Linked DNA regions of Homo sapiens: region 1 is linked to region 2. Evidence: chromatin loops called from intact Hi-C (ENCODE). Cell type or tissue: mammary epithelial cell. All regions are shown on one strand. Links, peaks and the distances in the headings refer to the core of each region. The heading gives the core; the rest is flanking DNA.

Region 1 (5,386 bases), core at 72-5,071, 130 kb before region 2:
GGAAGCACAGCCAAAGGCTAAGTGGTGTTTTCAAGGTTGTAAAATGTGTTAGCAAGGAAACCTGGGACTGAAATGAAGAGTTCTTCGCTTCTTCCTGGGGCTTGGATCACTACGCCCCTCTATTTCCTTAATCGCGTAAAACCATTGGGTTCCTTACTAACTCCTAATCCAGTGCTCAGTTAGGCAAAATTTGGAAACCTTCAGGCAATGACCTGTTTTTCAATGGAAAAACGTATTTACTTCCAGCTGGAACACATCGAGACAAGCCATTTGTCTTATAGCCTCATTCTTGCCAAAAGACTGGAAAATAACTTATTAGTGAGTCTAACATCTCAAGAGCCACAACAACAGCTGCACTGAATATAGAACACACAGAATGACTGGACACTGTGAAACTGGGTTGACGGAAACCAATGCAACAGTAATTCCAGGACTTGCTTTGATTTTTTCAACGGAGTGCAAGTTAGAGGGAAAATTTCATGCCTACACGATCAGATTGACTTAGCCTGTCTGTTCATCTGTAAATTGTCTTTGTAGCATTTGTATATGTGCTGTTTAAGATCATTGTCAAATTAATAATTGAGGTTTGTGATTGAATCATAATTTTAGAACCTCTTCCCAACTCAATATTCTCAATTAAACCAAATAGACTACTGGGGAGATAAACTCTGTTAAAAATATATGTGTATAGTTATAAAACTCCAATACTTTATGAGATCAAAGGCAACCAGCTTCAAATATGCACTCCCATCACACTGTTGAACATTTTGTGATTTAATGAATTAAATAACCTAGAAATTACATCATTTACCAAATATATGAATTTAACGGGTACAGTTTCCATACAGTGATATTTGCCTTTCAGCCAGTTGGCAGTAGCATTTATGGAAAATCTTCTGGGTCTTGGGCATGTTTAAAAAATTAAGAGGGAAAAATTCCAATTCTTTACTATTTCATTTCTTTAAAAATCTTGTTTCTGCTAGTTTAATGTAAAAATTTAAAAGTTGAAGGTGAGTGTTGTCACCTAAATGTTGACCACTTAAGTGGTTCTGAGATATTAGACAGTTCAAACTTTGATAGTTTAGAATAGGAAAATCAATTATCTTTTAATTAAAATTAAATTTATTTCACAATTGGTCCCATTATGGCAATGGGTGTACACTCTCTCAATAGTGACACAATTGCTAAATAGCAGTGCTTCAGTGGTATATATACAGTTTGAATGTTGATCAGACATTTACAAATATTTACTGAAATAATTGATATTTGTGTGGCATATAAGCACTAGTCCTAGAAGTATAACAGAAATAATTATAATCAAAAAAGGATATTAAAATCCCAAAATAATTTCTAATGACCTACTAATGTAAGTTATGATTTTAATTATTATTGAAAACCAAAGATGGTAACTAAAGTAATAATAATATAACAAAATAAATGAATGCTATTATTTACCATACATTGTATTTTAAGCACTTTTTCTTATTGAATTCCACAGTAACCCAATGAGACCACTTAAATGATTTTATAGGTGAAGAAACTGGGTCTCAGAGAGATTAAGGTCATATAGCTAGAAATTTGCAGGGCCAGTCTTTTAGCACAGCCCAGTATGACTCTAAAACCTTTTAATGCTCTCCTGCATTAAGTGTTCAAAGATGTTACAGAGCCGTATTTGAGTCTGGAACAGTATATGTATATCAGAATGAGAGCCTTCTCTCTTCTTAGTAAGTACAAGTGTACTTAACAGAATTGGAGTAGATGTTATTTGCCCATTCATTTGCCTGAAAGATAGGTAGAAGAAAGAGAAAGTACAAAAAGAATGTGTGCGTGAGCCTATATGTAGTTTTTTTCTAAAAAATATACAGAGTCTGAAGGGACGGTGCACATATTTTGCAAATTTGTTTTACAAGTCATGTAGTGTGAAATTCTAGCACCATTTTCATTGAAAAAAATAATTTACTGCTGTATGTGTATATCTTACAGAAACAGCTTGTAATTTAAAGCCATCTACAAGAAGGATTGTGATTTTAAATGTGATCAAATAAATCTTGGGATACTCTGCACAACATTGAGAGGATCTTGCAGAAGAAATGCAAAACCATATATAGCAACTCTCAATAATTATTTTACCAGTCAGCTTGGAGCATAACCTGGAAATTGAAACATTCTTTTTAAGCTTGTATATTAAAGTAAAAATGCCTGAAAAATTATTTGGTATGATAGGAGAATGCAGGGATAGCAAATTCTATATCCAACTCCAGTTCATTGATAGTTGCTATCTGGAATAGCATGGGGTTGAGAAGGATTATGAGGCTATGTCTGAGCTCAGAAAAAAAAAGCTGTGATTTTTTAGTAATATCTACCACAGATGAGACATGTGGGCATGGTCACACATGTGCCATGCATTGTTTTGCCTGAGTAGTGTTTTTTCCCCATGAATTTTATTATGGAATCTTCAGATATGAGATCATCAAAAACAAAGACAGTATCTAATTCATTTTATAGGATAACCAACTGTCCTAGTTTGCCAGGTACTAAAAAGGGGTTTTCCAGGATGTGGTAATTTCAATGCTAAAACTGATAGAATCCTGGAGAGTTGGTCACTGTATTTTTTTTTAAACTTTTAACTTTGAAATAAGTATAGACTTGTCATAGGAAGTTGCAAAAAATAGTACAGAGTCCCATGTATCCTTCCCTCAGCTCCCTTCAGTGGTGACATCCGACATAGCTACAGCGCAATACCTATTTTTGTATCTCCCATCAGCGTCAAACACCTACACACTCATTCAGCCAGTGTATTGAATGAATGAATGAATGAATGAATGCTGTCAGTTGAGACGTACCTTATTATAGTTTTACCCTGTTGCCCTAAAGAAACAGGTTGTTTCCAAAGCTTAAAAACTATGCAAAGAAGCACTTCATTTAAACACAGGAAAAGTGGGAAGAGTATAAAATCCTCTTTAAATTGGCCTGTAGACAAAGGAAGTTGGTATCATAAGATGAACACGGAACTGTGATTTTTAACAGAGAGATCTAGCACCATGGTTCAAATCTCAGTTTAATAATGCAAAACTATGAGTTTTCTTCAATTTCTAGGCAGTTGTAAAGATAAATTCTAGTAGTTTTGAAAGCATGCTTAGTATGCTTTAGCTTATTATTTAATATAGAGTTATAAACATAGAGAAGCTGGCAGCTGTGAGTGAGCTGGTGAATCATCGAGATTCAGTGTGGGATAGACAAGCAGAGCAGAATTTTCTTATCTTGGTAAGAGACAACTAAGCTGAAAGTGATCTGGGATGCTTTTTAGGCGGTGCAGACATAGGTTTGTTTTCGTCTTTAGAAAATGCTCGGTTTGGAAATTATCCATGTAGCAATAGCATGAGTCAATGATTTGAACTTACGGGGAAAATCAGAGTTTTATCTCTTCTAAGCCATTATGATGTGTGCGCACGCGCGCGCGCACACACACGGTATCTAGTAGACCTAGATACTACAGGCAAAGCTGACTTAAAATTTAGAGCATCTTAAAAAAATGTGATCTAAGAAAAGACCGCTTTTCTCCTTTTTTTATTGGTATTTAATTTGGAGCTCTTGTATCTAACTACAAAGTTCATCCTGATTCTAACTCAAAACCAATCTCCAGTAACGTAGATTTTGAGACTTATTCTATCTTGTCTTTGACCTCATATTCACCTTTTGCCTCCAGCACTATTCATCCTCACCTTTCCTTTTTTTCTGTAATTTGTTTTCCTGCTTTTGTTTCTTTCGTCACCTCCCCGTAGCTGCAGCAAGGAGGAGTGTACATAATTTTATTATAAGCCTTTCTCTTCAATGTGTGATTAAACCTTTCTTTGAAGTCTGTAAAATTGGACACCAAATGACCTCTAAGAAATTAAAGGGTACTGTATTTCATTATACCGATGCCCAAAAGATACTCTTTTAAACTGATTAGGGGAAATTTTGCCTTCCATTAAAAGACTGAAATCAAAGTTGTCTGTGTGTTCCTGACAAATAGGTTAACATAAAGTCTTTTTTCTTAGAATTCTACTGATGTCCTATCTTTCTATACCATACGCTTGGAGCAGGGCAAGGGTGGAGGAAGACAAAAGAGGGGGCATCAAACCTCACCACTCCTATCAAACAGGTCACTGGTCCTACCTGCTGGGCATCTTGCTTCCGAAAAGAAAGAAGCCACCGCACCTCACCCCACCTGGGACAAATCTTCAGTGAGGAAGCAAAGCTGCACTGTGTGTTTGCTCACATTGTGTCTACACACGTACTGTGTGATTGAAGTTAATTAAAAGCAAAGACAAATAGAGGAAGACACACGCTTTGATGCCAAACAAGTGTTTTTGGCAAATGTTTCCCCTTCTGTGATTCCATTCTTTGTTCTGGATGGTTGAGCTGCAGAAGTTCAGGCAGCTGCGATTTTTAGCCCAGTATTTTCTTCACCTCCCAGGACCCTGCTGGCATAACTGTCCTTAGTGATTGATGGGGCTCCACACCCTCCATCTAGGGGGTGGCCCACCTGCAGGAAGGCTCCTGGATCAGGGGCACACACAAGTGGCTTGTCCTACCTCTACATTCCTGGGAGAGCTGGGGCTCCCAACTTCCTTTGTGTGAAGTGAAAGAATAGAACTGATTTACAGGGTAAATAAAATATCAGAGGAAATAGAGGTTAGCTGTTACTTATGGCTAAGAGAGATTTATGAGATTACATAGTAACTGAAACTACACTTTAAGCTATAGTCATTATGGTCTACATAGTTCCATACCTCATTAGAGAAAAAAAAATGTGAAGAATGGAGAACACTAAGTCCTTCTTCTGTTTTTAAAAATGTTTCTGGTTGGTGCAGATGTGATCCATAATCAAAAGAACACTCTACATTTTTATAGCATCTTTCCACAGCAGGTTTCACTAGAGACTATAAATCCTACTCTAACAGAGCTGAGTGGAAAATCCTTCTATTTTATGCTTGGAGAAACTGAGGCTCAGAGGCAGCCAGGGCTTTAAGGTGTACGCAAGAAGCAAATGGCTGAAGCAAGAGCACCTGGAAATTTTATTTCTAGCCTGTTTTTGCCTCTCAAAAAAAGTCGGTGAGTAACAAAAAAGGGAAAGGGGGAAAAAAACCAGTATTGGATTCATTGATATGCTAGGCAGCACCCAATATTCAATTCCATTTCAAAAGCGTTTTCCCCCTACAGCAGTGATGGATTCCACCAGTCTTGGAGTAAGTTAAGGGACTGAAGAGTGCTTGTTGGTACAGTGAGCTATTTTGAGTGCTTTTTGAAAACTGAAATTACTGGAGCAAAATCTGTAAAGGCTCAATCATATACTTGTTATACAAGGGGAAGGATTCATGTAAATCCAGAGGTATGTGGCTCA
Region 2 (5,386 bases), core at 292-5,291:
GCAAGTTATTGAACCTCTCTACAGTTTTATCGTTTATCAAATGGGTATAATACCTATTTTGCCATGGAGTTACTTTACCAGGTAGATATAAGGGTCTGGTCCATAGCTTGCACACTCAAAGTGTTCAATAAATAGTAACACTTATTCTTCTAATTATTAATTTAGTTCCAAATTTGTGTGTCTACCATAAATGTAAAAATCTAACAGTGTCATTTACTGTTAAAGAGAAAGTATCTAAAGTAAGACTATATTACTGAAAGTCGGTGTGAACTTTGAAGACAAAGCGAACTTGGGGTGCAGCAAGGAAGCTGGATTGAGAAAGAAAAGACTGTATGTATGGTGAGTTGGTGAAAACAGGAGAGAGAAAACTGGTTGCAGAAACTCAGTATCAGTAATTGTAGAAAGGAGTATTGCTATGGTTTCCCTATTGAGCATAGAAGACTGCTCATTAAATCCAGTTTAAATAAGAGAAAAACACTACCAGAAATCATATAGGAGTTTGGTCTTTTCAGCCTGCTATTTCCTATAGAAATAATTACAATTGCATTTTAATATCTGAAAAACATTTCAGAGCAGAAAGGGTGATGTAATTGCACTGAGAAGGACAATAGATGTAAAATTTCTGAAAAAATTAGTAAATATTGTGCAAGTATATCATATGATTATTGTCCTTCCTTGCATCTCTGTGCATAATCTTTTCTTTTTTTAAATTTTATGTCCCAATCAAGACTTAGTTTTCTTAACTCTTTGGCTTTCCTGAATGTTACTGCGATTTACTGCAAGGTCAAAGGGCACAGAAATTCAGGTGGTGCAGAAAGTGAAGTGAGAAAAGACTTTATTTTCTCATTAATGTACTTTACTTAAATCAAATAAAAATGCTTGATAAATACAAATAAGTCTTGGAGCAAGAGTAGACAGAATGATAAAGACAAGTTTTCTTCATGCCTGCTAAAGTGTCCTTTTTTTTTTTTTGAGACAGAGTCTTGCTCTGTTGCCCAGGCTGGAGTGCAATGGCGTGATCTCGGCTCACTGCAACCTCCACCTCCCAGGTTCAAGCGATTCATCCTCCTGAGTAGCTGGGATTACAGGCACATGCCACCATGCCCGGCTAATTTTTGTATTTTTTTAGTAGAGGCAGGGTTTCATGGTGTTGGCTAGGCTGGTCTTGAACTCCTGACCTCAGGTGATCCGCCTGCCTCGGCCTCCCAAAGTGCTGGGATTACAGGTGTGAGCCACCATGCCTGGCTAAGCTGTCTTTTGAGTGTAACAGAGGAATCTCCTCATGGGCTGCAGGCTTCAGTGTCCACAAAAGCCAGAGCTGCTCAGCCCAGGTTGGCTTTAAGATTTCAAATCCAGTTCATCAGCTTACATTTCCCATTTGGCAGGGTAGTCTTGTGATTCATTGCCAGTAGGCTCCCTGTGGAGGGATGGTTAATGAGGATTGAAGTTTCATTTAAATTTTCTTTTCAAAAATCTTTTCTTTCCGTGAAGATGAAAGTAAAGAGTTTCCAGACAAGCTTAGCTGGAGTGCATTACACTTCTCTGAAGTTTGAGAATGGCAAAGAAAATGTGAGTAGGAATGTGAGGACTGTGTCTGATTCGACTGGGTGGGACTGCCCAAATGTTACTGCTGAGATGTTTCTTGGGCAGGTACCAATTTGCCTCAGGCATTCAGAGGGCTTACTTCTTCAGGTGGATTGGCCCATTATCTCCTCAGGGCACAAGCCTACCTTCCATCAGAGCTAATGTGAAGGGCATACTCAGTGAATCATGAGCATGCAGACATCAGGGAAAGGGAGAGAGAGAGAGAGAGAGAGAGAGAGAGAGAGAGAGAGAGAGAGAGAGAGAGAAGACTATGGCTGTCCAAAGGAGTCAGCTGGGAGTGGGAGGAGGCTCTTCTGGCATTGCAGCAGACATATTCTTGCCAGGAAGGATGCATTTCTTGAAATTTCTATTCCTGTCTGTAGAAACAGATTTGGGAAAACTTCAGAGCTATGGCATGCCAAATGTAGAGCATGCAAGTTTTCACCTGGCCCACAGGTATCAGCAGGTTGAGACAGATTCTCAAATTGCCAGTAAGGCAGGAAGCGAAGAATAAGAACAGGGAAGATGTTACAGAACAGCTAGTCCCAGCCAAGTGAAGGAGTGAGAAAGACATGATGCATTGTGGGCACAGGCGTGGCTTGCCGCAGCAGACAGCTTCTGACTTTCTTGATGTAGTGATGACTCCTCCCCAGCCCTGCAGAGCATGGGGATTCCAAGTTTGTTGCTAAGTAACAATTTGTCCTAGTTGGAATTAATAAAAGCAGTTTATATAGATGCTGGTCTTTTGAAAAGGTTAGAAGGGTGAAAATGTGGATGAATAAGGAGGATCTGCAGCCAAATTTGAGATTACAACGACTTGGGCTCATTATACCTTAGCTGATAACCCTGATTATATTTTCCAGGGATTTTTGCTTCAATCTTGATTTCACTGGGTCAATTAATTAATAAATTTAGCCAACATTGATTGAGCTAGTTCAATTTCCTGTACCTGAAACACAGTCTTCAGACTATGAGAGTAATTATGGCCAATGTCATCTTATCATGGCACCCATTAAATAACAAGTGAATACTTTTAAAGCAAGATCCCAGCCACCTACATCAGAATCATCTGATGTAGGGGCATTTGCCAAATTTTCTCATCCTAGGTCCCACACCAGATCTGCTATATTAGAATTTAATGCACACACATGTACACGCACACTCAGGGGACCCTTATAATAGTAGTATTTGAGAAGCACTGCTTTTGAATTTTAAACTTTAGGTGGGCAATATTTGCAGAGGCAATTTTTCTCCCATACATACCTTTGTGCCAATTAAAGTGAAGTGCAAACACCTGGTAGTGATGAGCCTTAATTCACATGGCCTCTGAAGAGGCTGGAACTAGAAAGCTTGTCCTTTCCCAGAATCCAGACTGGAATGGCACATTTTTACTATTAACAATTTAAAATAGTAAGTTCTTCCAAATACTAAACCTATCAATTATATATCAGTACATTAAATAATCACTTTGAAAATTGTTTAAAAAAAATCCTTTTCATCTATACTTAATTGTTATTTGCAGTTTAATGTAACCAGTCTTCCATTTATATTGATTTTTAAAAATTTGAATGGCTTTTCTATTTTTCTTGGAATTATGTTGTAGAGCCATACCATAATAGCACATGCTATGTGTAAAGCATGAGACAGAGTGCTTATCATATGCTAATGCTCAGAAAGTGAGTCCTGGTTTTTTCCTCTCCTCCTCTTCTCCTTTTTTCCCCTCTAGATGGCTCCAGGAATTCATAACAGCTATGTGGCAACCACCTGTCTGAATCATGATTTCCTGTTTAAGCCACAGGTCCTCTATTCATCCTATTTATAACATTGGAAATAATTAAAGGTACCATTTGGTTCTTAATTAAAAGTATCTTCTTTGCTTGACTTAGCCCTTCATGTAAACTTGGAGATGTATGCTTCTTACTGCATCATTGCTGTCAACATGGCCAATGGAGAAAGAGAAGATAAATGTGGGAAATCTCTCTACAGAGAGTGTATGGACTCCCTTTCTCTTTTGTTCCCAAATGGGGAAAAAGTAATATCCACATTTGCTCTTTGAGAAAATGAATGAAGCTATATCCTCTCATCAGTGTAATTGCAATTTTGAACAGAGTTTAACTAGACTAAGGACACCTTAATTTATCTCTTAGGCTGACTTCATTGCTGCCCCAGATTAAATATCTCTGCCCTTGGATCAATTACCCAGAATTTTCTAATACAGCAGCTCTGATGACAAGTTTTGGGAGAGAGCATTATCCATTACCCTTCACCTCTATGTATATAATCATACATAATAATCACACAGGAGCCCCTCATGAGGCACAGAGGAGCCATTCTTCTTTGCTGGGGCAATCCTTCCTTAGCTTAGCAATGATAGTACATTTTACTCTCTTCACTGCTATTATACGAGCACTCATGAAAGTTACCATTTATTTTTAGAGATCATTTTGAAGTGTTCCTGAATTACAACCTTAAATCCAGAATATAGGTCATTGGTAGAATGCTGTCTATGTAGCTATGTCTATATAGCTGTATTAACATCTTTATCTATATTATAAATAGTTTTAGACCCATATCTTGTGCTTCTTTTAGATCTTCTTAATTTTTTGGAGCAGAGTTTCTGAGATCACAGATCTTGAAGCATATCCATCTCTACCACATACAGTCTTTGCTTTTCTTGATCTCTAATTTATGTATGGGAAAATACTATTAAACTAGATGTGGCAGGGCAAACTAATTTCCTTTTTCTTTCATTGCAAATGTGACTTCTGGGTTACCTGAATACTACTAGTTTCTTTTCTTCAGTTTAAGTTGTGCTGGGATTTTAAATAAAAAAAGTCAATTTAATTTCCAGTGCTATATGTGTTGAAAACAAAACAAATCCAGAAAAGTTGGGAATCTCTGAGGTCTTTATATTGTTTGAATCTGAAGTTACAGTTTGTGGCAAGTGCGGCTTTCAAAATTAATTTAGGGCCAGGCATGGTGGCTTACACCTGTAACTGCAGAACACTGGGAGGCCAAGGGGTTCAAGAGTAGCCTGGGCAACACAGCAAGATGTGGTGGCTCACGCCTGTAATCCCAGCACTTTGGGAGGCCAAAGCGGGTGGATCACGAGGTCAAGAGATCGAGACCATCCTGGCCAACACGCTGAAACCCTGTCTCCACTAAAAATACAAAAATTAACTGGGCGTAGTGGCATGTGCCTGTAGTCCCAGCTACTCGGGAGGCTGAGGCAGGAGAATCGCTTGAACCGGGGAGGTGGAGGTTGCAGTGAGCCGAGATTGCGCCACTGCACTCCAGTCTGGTGACAGAGCAAGACTCCATCTCAAAAAAAAAAAAAAAAATTAGCCAACATGTTGGCATGTGCCTGTAGTCTCAGCTGCTCTGGAGGCTGTGTTGGGAGGATCACTTGAGCCCAGGACGTTGAGGCTGCAGTGAGCTATGGTTGCATCACTGCACTCCAGCCTGGCTAACAGTGAAATGCTTTGTCTAAATAAATAAATACATAAATAAATAAAATTAATTTAGAAACAAAGTTAACATTAATGAAGAAATTTAAGAAACATAGTGGAAGAGACCCAGAACATTGAAAGAATTCTGATGCTGATGTCAATTTTGTATTAATCTTGGGGTTCTAGATTTTTATGAGAAACTGACTATGGTGCAAAATCACAAAGCTCATGAGTTGGGTGTAGGGCTGGTAGAGGGTGATGCTTACAGAACATGTCTAAATGGCAGAGATTTCCTGAATTTCATTTGCATTAAGATGGTTATTTCTAAAAACTGCTACCCTTGAGGTCAATAA

The links. Peaks named below come from ENCODE experiments on the same cell type or tissue, not always from the same donor. Only the 100,000 strongest peaks of a DNase experiment are listed, where the experiment ranks them.
Region 1: a loop joins it to region 2, with 1.9 times the contacts of the local background. A loop is called at or near these places in 1 of 110 quality-filtered maps.

The regions. Positions count from the first base shown.
Region 1 is chr6:90,712,022-90,717,407 of GRCh38, forward strand. The region is part of intron 2 of LOC107986623 (a long non-coding RNA gene); the gene reads left to right. Among named protein-coding and RNA genes, the nearest start is that of MAP3K7, 130 kb to the left of the region's middle. In mammary epithelial cell, for the core only: no CTCF peak of the experiment used is centred there; a DNase peak (open chromatin) is centred at 2,510.
Region 2 is chr6:90,843,687-90,849,072 of GRCh38, forward strand. The region is part of intron 2 of LOC107986623 (a long non-coding RNA gene); the gene reads left to right. Among named protein-coding and RNA genes, the nearest start is that of MAP3K7, 260 kb to the left of the region's middle. In mammary epithelial cell, for the core only: a CTCF peak has its summit at 3,308 (motif pointing right); DNase peaks (open chromatin) are centred at 2,045 and 3,325; H3K4me3 peaks cover 158 bases; H3K27ac peaks cover 2,022 bases.